2 separate regions of the Homo sapiens genome follow, and region 1 is linked to region 2. The links are chromatin loops, found by intact Hi-C in ENCODE. Cell type or tissue: endothelial cell of umbilical vein. All regions are shown on one strand. Links, peaks and the distances in the headings refer to the core of each region. The heading gives the core; the rest is flanking DNA. Region 1 has its middle 210 kb from the start of KCNJ2. Region 2 holds the start of LOC124904100 (a long non-coding RNA gene).

The links. A loop is a pair of places that touch in the nucleus more often than their neighbours do. Peaks named below come from ENCODE experiments on the same cell type or tissue, not always from the same donor. Only the 100,000 strongest peaks of a DNase experiment are listed, where the experiment ranks them.
Region 1: a loop joins it to region 2, with 2.5 times the contacts of the local background. A loop is called at or near these places in 3 of 110 quality-filtered maps.

Annotation. Positions count from the first base shown.
Region 1 is chr17:70,372,055-70,383,895 of GRCh38, forward strand. No RefSeq gene overlaps it. Among named protein-coding and RNA genes, the nearest start is that of KCNJ2, 210 kb to the left of the region's middle. In endothelial cell of umbilical vein, for the core only: no CTCF peak of the experiment used is centred there; a DNase peak (open chromatin) is centred at 6,117.
Region 2 is chr17:70,428,839-70,440,679 of GRCh38, forward strand. LOC124904100 (a long non-coding RNA gene) reads left to right here and starts at 10,864. Exons shown (of 2, transcript XR_007065977.1): 1 at 10,864-10,941. In endothelial cell of umbilical vein, for the core only: no CTCF peak of the experiment used is centred there; DNase peaks (open chromatin) are centred at 2,393 and 5,913.

The sequences.
Region 1 (11,841 bases), core at 2,166-10,165, 56 kb before region 2:
AGTTTGTATTCTCATTGTTATAGGCAAAAGCACAGATATTAATACCTTAAAGACAGAAGTAAACCCTTAAATCACCTGCTGAGTATCACTGGAGATTTTTTTATTTGTTTTCTTATGCGTATATTAAATGACTAAGCATAATATTTTATTATTAAAATGTACATTATACATTCATTGTATCAGTTAATAAATAGAGTAAAAGTAAATCATAAATTTATTCTGTGGTTTAGTATTTATTATTTTAATTTGCATGTTACCTTGTATGGAATGATAAATACTATAGAATCTATCATTTTTCTCTTTTGTAAAGGCTTCCAGTTAAGTTAGCATATTAGAATTTTCTCTGTAGTTTCTGACACAATTCTCTGTCAGCATGGTTTAGCAATCATTAGCTGCAATTAACATAAAATAACTTGAGTCAGCTTGAGTAAAAATAGATAAATGGGTTGATCAAATAACACAGTGGTAGAGTTAGCAGTGTTGGGCCTCAGCAAAGGACATAATACTAGAAATATCTCAAGACTCTGTGTCTTCAATCTGTTCTTTCTCGGAGTCGGCTTCTCTCTCTCTCATTCTAACTCTTTCTCTGTCTTTCTCCCCCAAACCAGGTTTGCTTTTTCTCCTCTTGCTCCTTCCTTATTATAATTCCAGCTCTCTTTCCTAATGCTATCTCCTAGTTGCAATTCCAAATTCCATGCAAAGAGAAATGGACTGGCCCAGCTAGGGTAAGAGGTTGCAAATGGTCCAATCAATTACAGCCAGGTCACATAGGCCAGCATCATCAATGAAGGGTCACTTCGTAGGAAAAAGGGACATTTACAGAGAAAAGAAACTTTAGAGTAACCCAGGAAGACAAGCATCTTTATGCCCTCCCATTCGTTCATGGTTTCTGAACTCAACCAACTGTTTATTTAAATAGTGTCCTGCTTTAAATATGTTTTACTGCCTGTCATTTAAAGTTGTTTTTGAAAATACATGGGCTATAAACTTATTAAAGGCGAAGGTCAGATGGGATCATCTCAGATTTGAAGCTAGAAAACTTGAGAACAAGACCTAAAATGGAAGACAGTGAGACAGGCGAACACAATTTTACTGTTGCTGACTTAATGGTCTCTCCTTAAACTCATTATCTTCTTCACTCTCCCTGTCCCTGCTCACCCAGCCATGAATATTAAAATTATATTTCATTATAAAATTCTATATTTTATGCTAAAGAATATTCCAATAATTTCTAAAAGTAGAAGTGAAAAAAAAAGCTATCCATAGCTTTCCATCAAAACAAGCAACAAAGCTGTCATATCTTCCATCTAGTGGAACATCTAATGGCAGTCAAGTTAGTCAATCCCATTTCTAGGTATATACCCAAAGGGAAATAAATCATTGTACCAAAAAGACACCTGCACTCCTTTGTTTATTGCATCACTATTCACAATAGCAAAGACATGGAATCAACCGAGTTAGCCATCAACAGTGGACCAGATAAAGAAAATGTAGTACATATACACCATGGAATACTATGCAGTCCTGAAAAAGAGCAAAATCATGTCCTTTGCAGCAATATGAATGCAGCTGGAGGTCATTATCCTAAGCAAATTAAAGCAGAAAAAGAAAATCAAATACTGTATGTTCTCATATTATACTGTATGTTCTCACTTATAAGTGGAAGCTAAACATTGGGTACACAAAGACACAGAGATGAGAATAATAAACTCTGGGGATTTTTAAAGTGGGGAGGCAGGGAGTGGAGAAAGGGTTGAAAAACTACCTGTTTGGTGTAATGTTCACAACTTGGAGGATGGGATCATTGTTAAGTCCAAACCTCAGCATCATGCAATATACCCATATAACAAACCTGCACATATACCCCCTGAATCTAAAATAAAATAAAATAAACAAAACTAAAATAAAAAAAAAAAACAGTCGATCCAGGCATTCCTTGCTGGAGTCAGAGCTGCCGTAGCTGAGCTAATCTAGTACCAGACAAGGTCCTAATCTGGTATTGTTTTCTCTGTAGGGTTCCATTCCCTCTTTAAATGTGGCTACAGGAGTCTCTTCTATTGTCAATTCTTAGCTTCCTCTGCAGATTTTTGTTCCTCCTGTCTTTCCAAGATTATTTGATTTCATATTTCCTTTGATAGGATTGCATACAGTAGTTAAGTTTCAGCCCTGCATGTGGTGTCACCATTGAGACAATTTAGTTCTCTAAGAGGAGGCAGGAGGATATTTACATTTTGGGTGTTGTATTTCATGCTAATTTCCAGATAGTTCTAATATTTATTTATTATTTGTATTTGTTTTAATGCAATTTGTGCAGACTTTTCCAATTCTTCATTCTATTACACTAATCAGATTCTATACATGCTACCTCTGTTTTCACATCTGTAAAATTTAAACATAAACCTCAGCATCTCTCCCCCAATATTCTCCAAATAGTTCATTTATATAAAGCGTAGTAAGGTAGAACTTGACAAATATTTTCCTTGGCCGATGAAGGAAAGGACTTACATTATACTTCCTGTTTCTACTGCTTCAAAATTTTCCATCACATTAGTTTTTCTCATTCTCTTTGCCATTCAGGAGTTCTTTTTTTTCCTTCGACCTCACCCCAGGCAATAGCCAGGTTATCGGTTGTCCTCTTTCTAGCAATTATTCCTATCTCCATCTCTTTCGCCTTTCCTGTTCAGAGCAATTTAATTAGATTTATTGTAAATATACTTTCCCAGAACACAACCCTTTAGTTACCGTTACTTAGAAAAAAATGGAGAAAAATAAATTTTTAAAAAATTGTATTACCTATGGCTTTCGGGAACTCTATTTCAATGGCTGATTGATATTAATCATATTGAGTTATTATGGTTTATTTAAATCCCATATTACCTCTCATTTAAAATGGTTTCCTTTTGTTCCCTACAATGATTAATGCTAAAATAAACATATTTTGCATAAAGTCTTCTCTGTAGCTTTTGATTTTTTTGTCTTATCAGAAATGTATGTGTTGGATCAAAGCTGTGAGACTTTTTAATGAAAAAAATGCCAATAATATTTCACCTACTTATGATTTCATCAGAAAATGCATGAAAGTGTCTACTTTATCACACCTAGTCATATAGGGGTATTATGATTTTTCAAAAAAGTGTTAAACAATAAATTAATATGTCTTTAAAAAATTTGCACATCTACTTTTAACAAGTCATGTTGGATAATTGTTTACTAGTTATATTTCTGAATTGTGAATTTTATAATTTTATATTTATGTTTTGAATAAATAATAAGGGATTGTATTATGCTGTGATAAGCAGTAACCACTAAATATCAGTGCCTTAACTCGTTAACATTTAATTTTCATTTATGTAAACCCATGTGAGATCTAACTGCTCTCTTGGGCACTTCCTTCAGGTAGGAGTACAGAACTGCCTGTCTCCAACTACTTGCAGCTCTGTCACTTGGAACACATGGCTTCCAGGGTTGCTATGTCAGGGGAAGAGAGGGTCTCATGCTGACTTCTCAAGGCCTCAGCCTGGAGGGAACGCACCTGTCTTCCTCTTGCAATCCATTGGTCAGAACTAGTCATGTGGTTCACCTAAATCCAAAACCACAGGGAGAGAGGGGAACTGGGTATTCCTGAGCAACAGCAAACCCTGCCACACACATATTCTTCACTGTTTACTAATAGCCAATTTACAGTGTAACAGCTCTTTGTATAAAAACAGTTTCTGACTCTCCTTTGCTACAGACTTTTTTTGTTTGCTATTTGCCTTTTAATGTGTCTTCTATTCTGAATTTGCAAAGAGAGCTTTCTGTTACAAGTACTGAAAACACCCAGGAAGATTCAAGAAGTGTCATTATATTATTTGTGTTAAAAATACGTCAGAGAAAGGCATGTCAATCTTCAAGTAATTGTTTCTCTAAAGAACTCTATGAGTTAAGTCCTGAAGCAGGTAACTTAGAGAGCGTGAAGGAAGATAAGTGCCTACAATGAACACTATTAGATCAACTGGTTTACATAAGAAATGGGCTACTTGACTTGAAATGAGAGGTTCAGGTACTTATTTTTTCTAGTGGTTCTAGAACTTGTCTTGCTTTCATTATGGTTAACATTTTTCCCAGAAGATCATTTGGATTCTGTCTTCTCGGAAGAAGCGCACCCACACAAGTGAATTAAAATCTAAGCTAAATTCAGCTTTGTTCAAATGTGCCTCCACCTAGTATCTCTCCTCTGTTCCCCATCCTCCATTCCACCCACAGCCCTAGGAAGAAAGGAAGACAGTATGAATTTATTCATGCTTAAAACTAAATTGAGCTATAAAATCTGTTTATTTCCTTGACATCTCTACTAACTACTAAGACTATGAGGGTTGCATTTAAACATGAACATTTATTAAAACTCTTTAATAGCCATGTCTCTGTGATCCACCCCAAGTGAGGCAAAAATTTTGATGTAAACTTTATTTTTGTAGCCTACAGACAAACTTTGCTATTTCCTCATGCTTTTCCTTTATTCCTCTTTCCTAGTTTCTTGCAACAAATGTTTCATTATTTTAACAGTTGTCATCTTCCTGCAAAGTTCATTATGCAGGTCAAAATCACATGCCATTTTTTAATGAAAACAGCAATTCAGCTTAGCCCAGTGCATTTCTTCTGGGTTATTTGACTGCAGATTTTTGACCTAGAAATGTTTTAATTAATTTGAATTTTGATTGAACTCTTTGTTTCTGAAATTGCTTTTCTGTACTTCTTTATGTAATCTTTCCCTTGATTTCCATTACCTTTGCTGTTTCATTTGCTTTTCATTTTATTTTTATTTGATTTTATACTGTGTTAAAGCAATCAAGGATAAAACATCTCTACCCTTCTTCCAAATGCAGCTTATCACTAATTCAGTTTTGCTAAGAAATGATTGTTAAATAGGAAAAAAGGAATAAAATCTCAACAAGGTAATGACTCATACCAGTTAGTACAAACTTTTAACCAGCAGAGTAAGCTGATTAAAATCCGAGTTGTTATCTACTAGTAGGAGGTGTAGGTAGGAAGATGGCAGTTTCCCTAATGAAATGGAATTTATTAAGTACCTGAATATTATAGAGTCTGTTCTATTGAAACATGCTGTATACATTCATAACATTAAAAGAAAAATGCCGGCCGGGTGCGGTGGCTCATGCCAGTAGTCCCAGCTACTTGGGAGGCTGAGGCAGGAGAATGGCGTGAACCCGGGAGGTGTAGCTTGCAGTGAGCTGAGATCGTGCCACTGCACTCCAGCCTAGGCGACAGAGCCAGACTCCATCTCAAAAAAAAAAAAAAAAAAAAAAAAAAAAAAAAAAAATGCTGGGCACGGTGCCTCACGCCTGTAATCCCAGCCCTCTGGGAGGCCGAGGCGGGTGGATCACGAGGTCAGGAGATCGAGACCATCCTGGCTAACATGGTGAAACCCCGTCCCTACTAAAAATACAAAAAATTAGCCGGGCTTGGTGGCGGGCGCCTGTAGTCCCAGCTACTCGAGAGGCTGAGGCAGGAGAATCGTGTGAACCTGGGAGGCGGAGCTTGCAGTGAGCAGAGATCGCGCCACTACACTCCAGCCTGGGCGACAAAGCGAGACTCCATCTCAAAAAAAAAAAAAAAAAAAAAAAAAAAGCCTGACGCTGTTATAACTGATGAAAATCAAAGCTACATTTCAAGAGCCTAACAAGACAAACAGAAGTGGGATGGAAGATTGTCAGGTACATTCATTTCAGCCTGCAGAAATGGGATCCTTGCCCTGTAAAGCAAGTTATGAGTATGCATGAGAGGTTTTATTACAAATTGCTCTTTTTCTAGGGGTGTAAAAACGCTGAAGAATGTAGCAGATTAGGTGATCCTCATTGTCATTAATTCAGTAGTAATAGGTAAAGCATTTATTGTGAAGGACATCACCAGATAGCATAAGTGCGACCTTTATCTAAATTGGATAACACCATTCTAAAAAGATAGATCGTGGACTTCCTTGAAGTTTATGAGAGTATTTTACATAGATTAGTTTTAGGAAGCTCATTAAGATCTAGGATCCTAGAAGGAAGAGTTAGAATACTGAAGTCTGTAAGCTTGCCAAATTCCTAAGTGTTTTTAGCTCTTTGGTGGCAGAGGGAAGAGAGTTTTGTTCACAAACATATGGCCAAAGTTGATAAGATCTAATTATATGTTTGCAGCTGTTTCAAATCTGTAAATATCTGAAGTTGGTCAACATTATCAACACATGACAAAGGCAGTATAAATAAAGGAAATTAGCTAAAAACTGAAACAACAACAACAATCCCTTTTGAAGGGAGGAAATTAGGAGCTGAGTTCTCTAAGTGTGACTTAAACAGGATAAAGAACAGAGCAACAATGCTGTACATACATAAAAAGTTTGCACCTCATTAACAAGCATTCTGGAACCAATTTGTGTGTATAGGAAGACCTCTGACAAAAATTCTCAACAGTTTGAGTACAGTTTTAACAAACACAGTATCAGCTGTATTAAAGGACTACTTTGATTATTTATATAATACTTACAAATACAATTAAAGGTTTGTAACAGACTCATTGAGTGGTTTAAAAAAATAACCTTAATATAAAGATTTACATCTGTCGGGTGAAAGACTATATTCAGCCCTAATAAAATCTGGCTAAATAAGCAGGAATGATGTATTATACATGGGATTATCCATTTTCCAAAACAAAATAACAACAAAAAATCATATTAAGAATACAAAAAGTTACAAATAAGGGGCAACTTGTGTGTTTAAGTGCAAGACTATGAATGGGAAAAGTGGAGGGAATAATGGATATTATGATTCAAATATTAAAATAAATTTTAAACAGGTAAATTAAACAGTTTTATTTTTAATTATGAGAAAAAATAGAGAAGCATACATTTTTACATTTTTTCTCTTCCCTTAAAGTCTCCTACTGAAATCTGTTATGTCTGAAACAAAATATACAATACATTTACCAAATAAAGGTAATCATTCTGTCATACGAAAATAATTACTGTTGTAAGTTGAATGCCTGTTATTCATTTATGTATGTATATATGCATATGTGTGTGTACATGTACACACACCCCCATACACATCTTTTCCTTTTAGGAGGCCACAAGATGCAACAATTTGTTATGTACAAAAGGGAGAGAAGTAATGTTCTGGATTGATTCAGACAACTGGACTGATAAATCAGTTCTCTGAGTATTTGTGGGTTTACCATCCATCAAATGGAACATGTGTTTTACCAAGGCCACTTACCACTTCATGCTAATTAGATTTAATTGGTGTGTCATTGTCAATACAATTGGCTAGTGCGATGTTCTACAAAATGTCAAGATGGTGAAGGTCATTGAGGATGGTATCACAGAGAATGGAATCACCATGGGAATTGAGAAAAACATATTTACCAAATTGGAAGCTGGATACCAAGTGTTTATTGTGCTAAAAGAAAAACTGTTGATAAATTAAATGTAACAGAGTTTAACTGAGCAAAATACAGCTCACCATCAGAATAGGTACAGAGAGACTCTGGGGCTGCCACATGGTCCGGTAACGCTTGTGGACAGAAAAAGGAGGTGAGACACAGAAACAGCTGGATTGGTTACAGATCAGAGTCTGCCTTATTTGAAAATGGTTTGAACAGTCAGCCACCTGTGATTGGCTGAAACTCAGCTTCTGTGACTGACTGGAACTTGGCTACTGGTTATAAGAATGGGATACAGTATATTTCCACCTCCCATTAGGTTACAGTTCACTGTGTATGGAGAAACCTTTAGGCCAAATGTAAAATATATAAGGAGACAGCATTAGGCTAAACTTTACAATTCTCCCATTTGGTCAACTTCCCAAAATTTTGGTCAAAATTGAGAAATTGACCAAAACTTCAGGCATTGATGTCAATCTGTCACCATTATAAATTGACTTATTTGCTTTCAAATCTCACTGGAAAATAGCAGAGCAGTGGATTTTGTGAGGTGGGAACAAGGAAATGAAACAACTAAAAAAACTCGATTGGTTAACATCAGATTACTTCAGGTTACTTTTCTGGTAAGGGTTATAGCAGACAGGACTTCCTTATTATGCTGGAATTTCCTGATTTTAGGAGAAAAAAGAATGGTTTGTTATGGGATCTATCTTCTTTCTTAAAGTTTCCATTTGATGATGTCACATTTAGCATGAATGACTCCATTTTGATTTGGTCTGTTCTGTTGGGGCCTAGTGCATGAGCTCAGTCCAAAGCAATGGCCTCCCGTCATTTTATTTAACAATTTCCCCCTTTTGGTCACGTTCTTACATAGATGAGAGTGTGACCAAAGTTTGGGGCTTTAGTGCTATTCTCAGTTACCATCATTTTAAGTTTTCAGTCTCAACACACTATTCAAAGCTTATGGTATCTTCATGATCATGCATGCATTTTTAGTGACAATAACCCGTCTATTTCACTTGATTAAATTAGTGTTAGCCCATTTTACTCCTACATAAGCCATTTGGTTTCTGCAAGGGTTATACTGCTGAATTGAATTGGAATATAATGGGACCACCAACTCTGTCTCATTAAGTCCTCGAGGGTAGTGCTAATACTGCTTCCAATTTACTATCTCAGCTGAGGAGAAAAAGCAGTTTCAGGGACATCCAATTGATATTTCCTACTATAATGACTCTTACTTTATGAGTTAAGGATTCTACCAGCACCTGAATATATCCATCCTAAATATACATCTGAGGACAGAGGAAACAACTACTGGATGAGTCTGCTGAGCCATGTGATCCACTGATCCACTGATGGACCGAAGACCAAATTTATTCTGGCCTCCATAAGCTTTCACTCTAACAAGGACTGTGCTGGGTGTTTATTTCATTTCATTTCATTTCATTTCATTTCATACAGGGTCTCACTCTGTCTCCAAGGCTGGAATGCAGTGGCATGATCACAGTTCACTGCAGCCTCAACCTCCTAGGCTCAAGAAATCCTCCCACCTCAGCTTCCCAACTAGCTGGGACTACAGGTGCATGCCACCATGCCCAGGTACTTTTTTTTTCTTAATAGAGACGAGGTCTCACTACGTTGCCCAGGCTGGTCTTAAACTCCTGAGCTCAAGCAATCTCCCAGCTTGACCTCCCAAAGTTCTGTAATTACAGGCATCAGCCACCATGCCTGGCCTTGTGATGGAGTTTTGACTCTTCCATTACTAAGGTTAGTTCAAGCCTGGCAACCAACATCCTTCACAAAATCTAAAATTTTTCTTCATTAAGGGGACCAATCAATGGGTGCAATGTTTGTGAATTCATTTGATATGGAAACATTATAGTGACCTTCCATTTATTAGTTTCTGATTTTTTTTCTGGTGATATAATTTATCATCAGCTGCCCACCTATCTCATCCTGGAACACTGACCTATTAGTCATTACCATAGATACCTTTGGCTCAGGGTAATGTGATTGCCACTTTGTCCTCATTATCATTGTACTGATCACATCCACCTGGCCTCTATTAGCAGTGCAGCCCCAAAGAGGTCAGATTTCTAGCATTCCCTCCTTCCAGTTCTGGAAAGAAGCCATCCATCCCAGCAATCACCTTAAAGATACCAGGGATCCCTTTTTCGTGCATTCTCTAATGACTCAGTAAAGAGAATGTCCTTTGGGCTCCCCCTGGGGACATAGTCACGTGGTGAACACTCTCCTCTCACCTAATAAATATATTTTAACATACCCGTACTCTAAGGAGCTTTTTGACCCCTTCTTCTGCCAAAGTCACAGTGGCATATCCATCTCATTTACCTTTGATCTTTCCAATGTCCAAGCTTCAAGGAGACATTCTGGCAGCCAGAATATACTCCTCTGGCTTTATATATATATGTATATATATGTGTGTGTGTATATATATATGTATATATGTGTGTGTGTATATACATGTATATATATGTGTGTATAAATATATATGTATATATGTATATGTATATATTTATATATGTATATGTGTGTATATGTATATACGTATATGTGTGTATACGTATATACGCGTATACGTGTATATACGTATATACGCGTATATGTGTATATACGTATATATGCGTATATATATATGTTTGGAGACGGAGTTTTGCTCTTGTTGCCCAGGCTGGAGTGCAATGGCGCAATCTCGGCTCACTGCAATCTCTGCCTCCAGGGTTCAAGCAATTCTCCTGCCTCAGCCTCCCAAGTAGGTGGGATTACAGTCACGTGCCACCATGCTCGGCTAATTTTGTATTTTTAGTAGAGATGGGCTTCCTCCATGTTGGTCAGGCTGGTCTCAAACTCCTGACCTCAGGTGATCCACCCACCTTGGCCTCCGAAAGCGCTGGGATTATAGGCGTGAGCCACCGCACCTGGCTCCTCTGGCTATTTTTGCCAGGATTTTAAACTAAAAGTGTCAGGAGAATGCTTTAATAAGTTATCTCTTGTCCAGCCTTACATTCTGCCAATGTCTCAATCTAACATCCTTCCACTCCTATGTATGCTCTCCTGGACCAGGTGAGCCAGGTCCTGTCATTCTTTTGTTGTATACTGCATTTCCTTCTAGAGTAGGGATTGTATCTCCCTCCTCAGTCTATGCTAAGACCTGACTCTAATTATTGGAGGCCATGGATAAAGGTGAGAAAAGGCTTTATGACCTTACATGACCTCACTCTAGGTGTGGTCTTTGCATTGTCTCCAGGCAAGGGGAGGCTGCTGTCTTCTACAAAAGGGGAAGGAGCTGTTTTAACTGCCTGGGAGAGTTCGGGAGAATCTGGGAAATCATGATTCTCCCACTCCTAGAGCCAAGCGAGATTTCAGAGCCCCACTCTTTTCCTTACATGAACCTGACCTTATCAGAGAGGACTTGGCAAGTCTGTGTTTTCATTCTCCTTGTAGTTCTATTACCCTTTCAGTGAAGTCCTGGACTGAGTTCTTAAATTTTTAATCATAGTCAGCCCTAAAGTATAATTGTCTACGTGATGTTCAATTCCATTAGCTACTGCATAACCTAACACTTTACTCTCCAAGTGTACCTCATATTAATCTGCTTGTGGAAGGCAGGGTAACTGCTTAATCCTTACAAGTAATGACACATCATATGCTGGTTGGCCAGGTCTGGAAAAATGGTTTCCTAAGGGAACTCAGGCTGGAAGGGGTGTCATAGCCTAGTCCCACCTGATTGCATGGGCTGAGAATTACGGAATGGTGATATATCAAAAGAAGGAAGAAACCATTATTGGCAGGTAAAAGAGTATAGCTGTCTTCCACACTGAATGATTGAGATACTATTGCACACAAGAAAGGAGTCAGAGTAAAAAGAAGTTTTAAGTTTCGATGGGTCTGACCATTTAAAAATGTTGAAGTCATTGCGAAGACAGACAATGCTGAAGCTATCAAGGAAATAAAAATGAGGCCAAATAGATTTATACCTAATTAAATATGAGTTGAAATAGAAAAAAGCATAAACAAGCCTTTTACTAACTGAACCAACTTAACCACATGAGGAGAGTTCATAATAGAAGATTTAGATGAATATTTCCTGTTATAAAAGGATTTTATGTAATTATTAACTGAATTCCCATTAATAGTTACCTAAGTTTATGGGTTGAATAATGAGTTGGCTTGCATTCTCTCATTTAGCAATAAACAGTAAACAAAACAAACACACAATAAAACAAAACAACAGATGTGTTTGAACACCTGCTAAACTGTACTAGCTGCTGAGGAATCAAGCTCCCATATTCATTCTAGGAGGGGAACACAGAATATTAAGAATTTAAATAGCAGTTGAGATAAATGCTAAGGAGAAAAATGAAGCAGCATAAAGGAAATAGAGATGTCAGGGAGGCT
Region 2 (11,841 bases), core at 1,697-9,696:
ACAGAACTATCATTCGACCCAATAATTTCATTACTGGGTACATATCCAAAGGAATATAAATCATTCTACTATAAAACTCATGCATGTGTATCTTCATTGCAGCAGTATTCACAATACAAAGACATGGAATAATCTGTGACATGGAATAAAAGTGATGAAATAATCTGTATAATAAACCCTTATGACATGAGTTTACCTATATTACAAACCTGCACATGTACCCCAAACCTAAAATAAAAGTTTTAAAAAGTTAGCTTTTGAACATAGATGTAAAAATCTTCAATAAAATATTGGCAAATCAAATTTCACAATATATAGAAATAAGTATAAATCATGACCAAGTGGGATGTATTTCAGATATGCAAAGCTGGTTCAACAATTTAAAATCCACTAATGTACCCCATCACATCAACAGGCTCAAGAAGGAAAAAAATCACATAATCATATCAGTAGCTGCATAAAACACACTTGATGAAATCTAACACCAATTCACAATAAAAACTCTAGGTAAACTAGTAATAGAGAGGAACTTTCTCAACTCAATAAAGAATATCCACAAAAATCCTATAGCTAACATCATATACAACTCAAAACATATGCATGTTCAGGGCAACACTCAGCAACACCTAGCAGGGAGTATATTTGCTGTGTGCCAGAAAACTGGGAAGAGATTTCACGGTTGGACCATCTGGGAAGATACAGAGTTCAGCCATAGTTATAGTAGAGACACCTTGGTGAACTCCCTGGGAATATACTTGAGGTCCCAGAAGAGCCATGTTTATGAGAAAGTACAGTTTTCTATATGTAAATTTAAAGCCAAAATTTCTCATCTTTTTTTTTTTTTCTTTTTGAGATGGATGGAGTCTTGGTCTGTTGTCCAGGCTGGAGTGCAGTGGTGCAATCTTGGCACGCTGCAACCTGCACCTCTCAGGTTCAAGCAATTCTCCCACCTCAGCTTCCTGAGTAGCTGGGATTACAGGTGCCTCCCACCATGCCAGGCTAATTTTTGTATTTTTAGTAGAGACGGGGTTTCACCATGTTGGCCAGGCTGGTCTTGAACTCCTGATCTCAGGTGATCCACCCACCTTGGCCTCTCAAATTGCTGGGATTACAGTTGTGAGCCACCACACCTAGCCTCTCATCTTTAGTAAAGTCTAAAACCAAGACATGACAGGTCAAGTTGACTCACTGGCAATCTAACTGCCAGCCAGAAAAAAAACTTGACAATAATTATAGGAAGATGACATAATACAGAACATCCATAATGTCCCACCTACAATATCCAACAATCAATTAAAAGTACTATATATGTGCAAAGAAGCAGCAAACAGTAATTAATAATCAAAAGACAAAATGGTCAATAGAAACAGGCTTAGTGATGATCCCATTACTGGCTGTGTGACTTTGGAAAGCTCTGAGCTTCAAGTTTCAACATAGAAAATACAGTTAAACGAGACTAAATCCTATAGATTTGCTGTAAGAATTAAATTCATTAATTGTATGTGGAAGTGAATTATCATGATGAAGTTTCCTATTATATGATTGCCACTAAGGAACCACACAGGAAGCAATAAAAAGGAAGAACAGATTCTGGTCTGACAGCAACTTATTTTAAAAATAACTCAGTTTTAGTTGTCATTTATTTTAAGAGAGACAATATAGTTTATTAATTAAGGGTCTTATAGTCAGAAAGAACTAGCTGTGAGCAGATTTCTGAATCTCTCTGACCATCACTTTTCTCAAATATAATTGAGAATTATAATGGTACCTGTCTTGAGGGTGTTGAGAGACTACTAGAGAGTAGAAGACATACAAGAGGTTAGCATAGTTCCTGAATAACTGAAGCCAGCAATGTGTAGACTGCTAACAGAAAGTTCAAGTGTTAAGAATCTAGACTGATAGAATTATAATGTTCCAATGACAAGCAGTAGTAAACCCCAATGAAATTCTGAAAGTAGATGACATATTTAAAAATGTACACCGACAAGCTTTTCTGACTAGGCAATAGGAGTAGTTGAAATAACTGGAGATGGTGACATTCGAAAATGAAGAATACAGGATGAGAAACATTTGGGAAACTTTTAGGTTGAAGAGGGATCAGATTTATTCTGTGCTGCTCTAAACACAGGTCTGGGACTGGTGCAAAACACTGTGGGGAGGCAGCTTTCATCTTAGTATTAGGAAGGACTTTTAAACAATTAGAGGAATCCAGTGATAACATGGTTTGATTTAAGAAGTAGTAATTGCCCTGTCTCCAGAAACTTTTAAGCAGATGTTGATTGATTCCTGCTCAGGGTCATTATGGAGGAAATTCCTGCACTGGGTAGGATGTTGGACTAGGTGGCCCCTATGTCCCTTCCAGCATATAAATATGTGGATATTCCATATATGGACTGTTTTTTCAGTTGTACTCAGTAGCTTTTTCTCCATGTGGATTAAATGGATATCAGTTCCTCATTATTTTGAGGTGAGTCAAAGGAAAATAGCATGTACAACAGCACAGCAGCCCAAACAGTTTATCATGCATCTTAAAAACACAAGTCAGTGAAGTAGGCAGTTTCAAAGGGGACCATATCATTGCCAGAGTGCTCCCAAGAAGCCAGCTGCTCCTGGAAAAATACATTACATTTCCCAGTTTGGCACCTGAGCCTTGCGATTGCTGTCCAAGGAGGTGAAGAAGAATGGGTTTATAGGCAGCCATAAATAACTAAGACACTGAAATTCTGAAAATGGGTCAATTTCTTCCCTATGATTCAAGACCCAAATGGGAGTGAGCTACTGTTCCAGCCTGAAAGGAAGAGAGCTTTAACTACCCATTTTCGAAAATCAAATGAAAGTAACTAAGAACTCTATTATTCAATCAAGTGTTCTGCAAAATTCTTCACAGTAAATCTTGAGTAGGTTTTTATCTTAAAGATATGGAGAGGAAGAAATAGAGATGCTTTGCGTGGGATTTCCAGGAATGTCAGTCAGCAAGAGGGACCATGCAGGCTATTTAGCCATGTCTGTATAGTCTGATGTTACATTTATGTTCCTCCCAAGGACAATGCAACATATGTGTGGAACTTGTTTGGAAACCTGCTCTTTTGGACAAAGAAATATCCATGACTCAGCCCCCTAAAACTCTTCCAGAATTTTGACATTCTAAAAATGCATCTTGTCCTCCATGTGGAATTTTGTCCTTCCTAAATTCATTCACTAAGTAATCTTTCATTGTGCCTACTATATTCTAGGTACTTTTATTAAGTGTTTAGTATTCAAAAATAAATAAGACCCCATCCCTGGCCTTTACAGATGCAAAAAGCAGTGCTCATCTCCAGTGGTCTTTTTTTTAAGTCCTATGATTAAATTTTAAAAAAATATATGACATACATACATACAACAAAAAGTTTGTTAAAGATAACACAGAGACCAATATATTTTTTTTTTTGAAATGGAGTCTGGCTCTGTCACCCAGGCTGGAGTGTAATGATGGGATCTCAGCTTACTGCAACTTCTGCCTCCTGGGTTCAAGTGATTCTCCTGCCTCAGGCTTCTGAGTGACTGGGATTACAGGCACACACCACCATGCCTGGCTAATTTTTGTATTTTTAGTATAGACAGAGTTTCACCATGTTGGTTAGACTGGTCTCAAACTCCTGACCTCGTGATCCACCTGCCTCAGCCTCCCAAAGTGCTGGGATTACAGGCGCGAGCCACCGTACCCGGCCAAGACCAATATGTTTTAAAATAACTCACAGCAGGATAATGTTTTCCTCCGTCTTCTCAAGGTAGATTGGAGCATCTATTCCAAAGAGCCATTCTTCCTCCCCTTCTGTGCCCATTTTCAGTCCTTAGATACTATTTTATAGACCTTCTGAATGCTATATCAAAATAAAGATAGGCTGAACTTTCTCCTTGCTTCAGGAAAATAACTCAGTCAGCCCAGCCACGCACCCGATATTCCTTCAAAATCCAGATAACAGAATTTAAGATTTTTAAATTCTTAAGCTATCACCTCCAAACTATCTTTGTTATAATCTGCAGGTGCTTGGAGAAAATTATTACTTAATGCAGAAGATACATGTAAACAGCAAAGAAAGAAATGATTAGTGGCACATATTCCATTTTCTTTAAGAACATGGTTTTTAAACATCCTATTTCCGTATAGAGAATTTGAAAATGCTACATATTGCCTGACCTCTCCATCAGAAATTGAGTCATTTGATATGGCAAGATCCTGTATGACTCTGCATATTTTCTCACTGTACCTGTATGTCTCCAGATTATTCTGATGTTTGTTCATCTGGTTTAGGAGCTATTTCTTTTCTTTTCTTTCTTTCTTTTCTTTTCTTTTTTTTTTTTTTGAGATGGAGTCTTGCTCTGTTGCCCAGGCTGGAATGCAGTGGTGCAATCTCAGCTCACTGCAACCTCCACCTCCCAGGTTCAAGTGATTCTCCTGCCTCAGCCTCCCAAGTATCTGGGATTACAGGCGCCCAATACCATGCCTGGCTAATTTTGGTATTTTTAGTAGAGTCGGGGTTTCACCATGTTGGCCAGGCTGGTTTCGAACTCCTGACCTCAGATGATCCACCAGCCTTGGCCTCCCAAAGTGCTGGGATTACAGGTGTGAGCCACGGTGCCTGGCCAGGAGCCATTTCTTAAGGCAGTGTTTATTAACCCTGGGTGCAAGTTAGAATGACATGGGAACTATTAGAAATTGTGACATCTAGGCTGCACCTCAAACTCCTTTGTGTACTGAACATTGCTGTATCCTTGCTACAATGGAACTGAGTATTATGACAGGGACCTTCTGGCATGTAAGGCCAAAGATACTTATTATCTGGCCTTTTACAGAAAATTTGTTGATCACTGATCAAGAAACCATAATAGTGAATCAAACCAAGGATGAATAGCTTTCTAAAACTACATATGTGTCTCTAATTTACCAAATCACGCACTCCACAATTCATAACTTATGGTGGGCAATTGTGGGGGGGCAGCAGGAAAAACTGTCTTCACCATTTTTCACTATTTGGTCTCTATAAGAAATCATTACCTGCCCCCTTCTGCCCTTTAAAAATCAGTAACTTGCAAAGGAATTGAGAAATTTTAAAAGTCTATAAGGTCAAACACAGCTCTCTTTCATTGAAAGGGATTAAAGAGCATAAAGTTACAGTTAAGAGGAGTAAAATTAGGGATCTATTGCACAGGATGGTAACCATTGTTAATAATAATGCAATGTATATTTCAAAATTAATGAAATAGTAGATATTAAAGATCATTCAAAAAGATAAGTAGGTGGGCTGATGGATATATTAATTAGATTTATTTAATCTTTTGATAATGTATACATATATCAAAATATCACATTGTACCCCATAGATGTATACAGCTATTTTTAGTCAATTAAACATTTAATAAAAATTTTAAGAGCTAGACTGCCCTATAGTACTGAGTATTTGAAATAATCTTTTGATTGCCTGTTTAGCATCACTGTTATCTGAAGCTGTTCTTTGCTTTTTGAATGTGCTAAGCTCTTTTCATACATTGGTTAAATATTATTGTAAGAAATATAATTTTTGAGTAGGTATTAAAACTGGAATCCCTTCTCGCAATTATAAGGGGAAAATCCATAGCAACAAAATAGCCTAAGTCTTTGTCTGTTAATTAAATGTAAGTTAATGGCTGTTTAGGAAAACAAAAAATGCCACCTGGGATAGAAAATTTAATTAGCTCCAAAAGAACATAAGTCAAAGACTTCTGCATTAGTTTTCTGTTGCTGCTGTCACAAATTACCACGAAGTTAGTGGCTTAAAACAACACAAAATTTATTACCGCATGGTTCTGCAGTCAGAGTCTGACATGGGTCTTACTAGGCTCAACTCAGGGTGTTGACAGGGCGGCATTTCCTTCTGGAAGCTATAGGGCAGGACCTGCTTCCTTGCCTTTTCAGCTTCTAGAAACAGTCTGCATGGCTTGATTCACAGACCCCTTCCTCCACCTTCAAAGAGCTCCTCATGTGACAATCACTGTGACCTTCCTTTCTGACTCTTTTCTACTTTTACAGACCCTTATGATTATGTTAGGCTTGCCCAGAGAATCCAGGATAATCTATTTTAAGATCAGCTGACTTGCCACCTTCAATCCATTTGCAACCTTAATTTCCGTTTGCCATGTAGTATGTATCCTACATATGTTACGATGTGTAGTATACTCACAGGTTTCAGGGATTAGGATATAAGCATCTTTGAGGGCCATTATTCTGACATCCACAAGTCCAATTGTAGTATTGGTCTGGGAGGGAATGAGTGGGTGTACCCCATCTGAAGACCATTCTCCTTTTTCTAAGAAATTCCCCATTGTCTGAATCTGGGTAAAAACCAGAACCCCAGTTCCCTTTCTAGAAACGCCACTCCTCTCACCCTTGACAGCTAGAGCACAAGCCAACCAGCTGCACCCACCCTGGACTTTGAATCTTGGCAGAGCACTTTAATTTTATGGGGATAAACATTATTCATGGTGACAGTGGTAATAGTTGCTGTGAGAATTGTGAGGTGTGTGGCAAAGGCAGCAGCACCAGGACTTTAGATGTGATGGGCTTTAGCATTTAATGGCGGCAGTACCAGAAGTGTGGTACCACCAAAAGTCACCTAACGAGAATGTTCTCGGGGTGACTGTGCCCATGCTTCTTCCACCTTGGGCAATACTCATATTTCTTGCCTACATTGATTGTCAGTCATTTTTGGCACCTGGTTCTCTAAGCTGTGAACTACCCATATCCCTGTAATTCATTTCTTTTCTTCTTAAATTGACCATAATCAGGTTCTGTGGATTGTAACCAAGAATCTTTATTGTAACCAAGAATATTCTTTTGAGTAAGATCCTTCAGGAAATTTTTATTTTCAATGGCTTGCTCTCTGTAAGAAAGCCTGATTTATAAATTAGGAAACTTGGAGTAAAGAACAAGTTGTCAGAATACTGGCACAGCTTCATTGGTCAAGTAGGAGCTAAGACAGCTGATAATCTGGTAGGAATGCCCTTTATGCAGATGACAGGGGAATCAATATAGAAGTCTTAGAACAATGGTAGAACTAGGCTTTGGTTGGGCAATCTTGATAACTGAGAAGGTAAATTTAGAATGTGAAATACAGCAGCAGAAGACTAGGGGAGAAAGATTACTTTTTTTAAAAAAATTATACTTTAAGTTCTGGGATACATGTGCAGAACATGCAGATTTGTTACATAGGTGTACATATGCCATGGTGGTTTGCTGCACCCATCAACCCTTCATCTACATTAGGTATTTCTCCTAATGCTATCCCTCCCCTAGCCCCCCATCCCCCGACAGGCCCAGGTGTGTGATGTTCCCCTCCCTGTATCCATGTGTTCTCATTGTTCAACTCCCACTTATGAGTGAGAACATGCAGTGTTTGGTTTTCTGTTCCTGGGTTAGTTTGCTGAGAATGATGGTTTCCAGCTTCATCCATGTCCCTGCAAAGGACATGAACTCATTTTTTTTTGGTATGGCTGCATAGTATTCCACAGTGTATATGTGCCACATTTTCTTTATCCAGTCTATCATTGATGGGCATTTGGGTTGGTTCCAAGTCTTTGCTGTTGTGAACAGTGCCGTAGTAAACATATGTGTGCATGTGTCTTTATAGTAGAGTGATTTATATTCCTTTGGGTATATACCCAGTAATGGGATTGCTGGGTCAAATGGTATTTCTGGTTCTAGATCCTTGAGGAATCACCACACTGTCTTCCACAATGGTTGAACTAATTTACACTCCCACCAACAGTGTAAAAGTGTTCCTGTTTCTCCACATCCTCTCTAGCATCTGTTGTTTCCTGACTTTTTAATGATCGCCATTCTAACTGGCATTAGATGATATCTCATTGTGGTTTTGATTTGCATTTCTCTATTGACCAGTGATGATGAGCTTTTTTTCATATGATTGTTGGCCGCATAAATGTCTTCTTTTGAGAAGTGTCTGTTCATAACCTTTGCCCACTTTTTGAGGTGGTTGGTTGTTTTTTTCTTGTAAATTTGTTAATATTCCTTGTAGATTATGTATATTAGCCCTTTGTCAGATGAGTAGGTTGCAAAAACTTTCTCCCATTCTGTAGGTTGCCTGTTCACTCTGATGCTAGTTTCTTTTGCTGTGCAGAAGCTCTTTAGTTTAATTAGATCCCATTTGTCAGTTTTGGCTTTTGTTGCCATTGCTTTTGGTGTTTTAGTCATGAAGTCTTTGCCCATGCCTATGTCTTGAACGGTATTGTCTAGTTATTATCTCACCCTAGATAATCAAGTCAGTCATAGGAAAGAAGCTGCATTTGGAAGCACAATAAGCAGAATTCAGCTACTTAGAGAAGGTGGCAAGCAGGCTTGAGATCACAACATTGCTCCAGTGCCAAAAGCAATTCAGGGGTTTCAAGGAAACCAGGGGACCAGACCCATCTCATTGCCTGAGCCAGCAGATTGGAAATGAAGAAGTTTGGGGGCACAGAAGAATCACTCACAGTCAAATAGATGCTGAGTAGATGCCAGATATATTAATTCTACTCCATTGGTAAACTGATGTTTGTACTCTAATTTTTGCAATCACTTTGAAATTGAGCTAAGTTGAGCCCCAGGTAGAAGGAGTCTTCTCTTTCATTTGGCCAGGGTTTGAGATGAAAGTGACTGATGTGCACCTTGCTTAATCAATATCTTGATAGTATTCTCATATGAAGATAATAGAAGCTGGGCAAAATGTTCTCAGTAGACTAGGAAACAAATCCTTTTAGCATGCAAGTTTTGTCCTCTTTTTGGAACACCATGCCAGGCCTGTCTTAGTACTTGAATACTCTTGGATTCAAGCAGGTTGAAGGCATTCTGAAAATATTCTGAATCTCACACACAGAGTTAATGTCAGATTTAGACAACAACAAGATAAAATGTATTGATATTAGGAGGGCAACAAAAAAGGACACTTAGATAACTGCAGCAGAGAAGCTATTAGTTTAGTAAACAAATTGGCTTTCAGTGGTGATTACGTCATAGCTCAACTTGAGTCTGATATAGTCGCATGGATAATAACATCGTAGCAGAAGATTCGTGTAACACTGGTGCATAATTTACTAGATCTTGACAGTGACTAGAGACCCACAAAACTCTCATTCCTCCCATGTATTCCTCAACCTCTACAAAGCAATGTTATTTTTTTCTGACCCCGTGGGATTCTCTGCCTTCTTTAGCATGGGTTTTCCCTGGTTGTGTTTTCAGGATACTCTGAAGGACGCGAACAATCGCATTATAACAGAAAGGACACAATCTTCATTCATGTTCCCATTAGGTTAAATGCACCTCAATTATGTTTCTTGTCCTCCTGTTGTTTGTTGTTATTACCCTTCCTGTATTTGTTCCCAGACACCTTAAAAACATGAGTCAGAATCACTTTTTAGGTGTTGGGAAGGTGGGTAAGAGGAAGGAGAGTTGGTAAGAGGGCACGGAGAATTCTGCCTTGTTTCCTGTGCTGCATTGATCAGACTTAAATGTTATCCCAGGATTTGTGCGTTAAATCTGTGGCAGTTGTATTTTCATTTGTGTATTTAATTGCTTCATGCATATGCATAATCTCCGGGAACACTATATTGTGATAACTCACTTTGAATGTCAAAGGACTTTTTAAAAGCCCTCAGTATCCCACCCTTTTGCTTAAGATGATTCCTTGGAAGTAGATTTATTATTTATACAATGAAAAAAAGATCAAAAAATTATTATTTACTAGGAATATATATGTGTCTTCTCCTAGTGGGTATGAGTGAGTGTGTGTGTGCATGTGCAAACATACACAGTGTTTACAGTGTATTAGCCAACCATGCAGCAACAGCCCTAATGATATGGAATTTTACAAGGAAGGTTATTTAATCTAGATTTTTACCATTATCTTGACTGGGAGCAGCAAACTTTTCCTGTAAAGGCCAGGTGGTAAATATTTTTGCTTTGTGGACCACATGCTGTCTGTGGCATGTAGTATAAAAGAAGTCATAGACAATAGGTAAATGAATGTATGTGTGTATGTTACAATAAAACTTTTTTTATTTTTTTTTCTTTATTTATTTTTTTTGCAAACACAGGTGCTTGGCCACGTTTGGACCACAACCTCTAGTTTCCCAACTGCAGAGCTTGATTCTTATACTCAGTTAGGGGTGTGACTCTCCAGGCATATACATGTAATAATTGGCAGAAGTTTTCTTTAAAATGAAGCTTTATTAAAAAAACAACAATAAGAAAAGGAAAAGCAAAATAACAGGTGGTTTTCAATTCACTGAAACCATCCTCTATGATAAGAATCACACATATTTATTAAAAATACATGACAAGGTACATAGAGCTGATTTCAGAATCTGTTTCCTTCTTTAAGTGACTGGAGCCAGCTCTTGAGCTGGGTGATAAAGAGTAGCTCTGGGACATTCAAGCTGTGTGACCCACATGCTTTGGAGAGCACAGTTTCTGGCATCAAGATAATTCTCATTGACCACAGATGCTTCTTAATATTTGCCGATTTATTGCTGAAACAAGTGCAGCAGATTAACATTATAGGACTGTGGTCTTTGGGAATACTCTCGTCTCTCTATTGGATCAGTGTTTATTTTCAGTGTTTATTTGTATTCTGAAGGTGAGTTGGATGGATATAGCAACTTTAGTTGGCAAATCTACTTTTTTCTTGAAAACAGAATTGAAAATAAAATCCTGTTATACAGAAACATTACATACCATGTCTAAGAGTATTAAACACTTCCCAAACCACACTCTCTCAGACACAAGTGGGAGCTTGGGAAGCTAATTTTAGTTACTGAATGTCCAGTATGTGTTATATCTCCTTTCCTAAGGACCCCTCAAGAAGAGAGAAGACCATCTAAGCCTTACTAATCAAAGGATGACCCATGGACCAGCAGCATCTACAGCATCAGGTAGCCTATTAGAAATGACAAATCTGAACAGGCTTCTCAAGGTTATTCATGTGCTCATTAAAACTTAAGAGGCACTGGTCTAAATAATGTATATTTCCAGTCATCTTACATCAGTTGTATATATGGCATGGTATAAATAATAACTGAATGAAGAAAAAGATGAATGAATGAATATTTAATGATTAAATGGACTAATGCTTCAATGGATATAGATGATTAAATGAGTGAATGAATAAATAATTTTTCCTGAAATATGTAATCAAGTTTATAAAGTGTCTTGATAGTTTTATGAAGATGAAATGAAGTGAGTTATGCGAAACATTAGTAAACTATAAAGACTTACACAAATGTGCAGTGCCACATTAATAGTACAGATCATCTCATGACACATTAGTAATAACACAAAGAAGCCAGCAATAAATTTGCAGAGAGATGCTTCAATACTTGTATTCATTTATTTCGTGGGTAGCTTAAAATTCTTAGCCTTTATTGGTAAGAAGCATGGGAAAGTGTTCTTGAAGGACATTGGTTGGCGACTACACAAGTTATTGTGTGTAAGAACACTTCCAACTATTGTTCCTTCTGTGTGAATTGAAGAATGTTTTCCTGTGAGCACACTCTTTCTCTCACACACACACCCCACACATACACACACTCCAACAAATCTACGCAACTGTCAGTCTCTCCTTCATCTTGGTGTGTAGAAACATGGTATTTCCACCTTGGTGTACAACAGAAAAATCTTGGCTTAACAGTGTAATGGATTGAAAAATTTCAGTTTGAACAGATGACATTTTCAGTCCTTTGGGATGAAAAACACACATTGTTCAGTTCTGAAATACCGTAATCTTCCAAAACAGATTGTTCCTTCTGATATGAGTGGCATAAAGGCTGATCCTA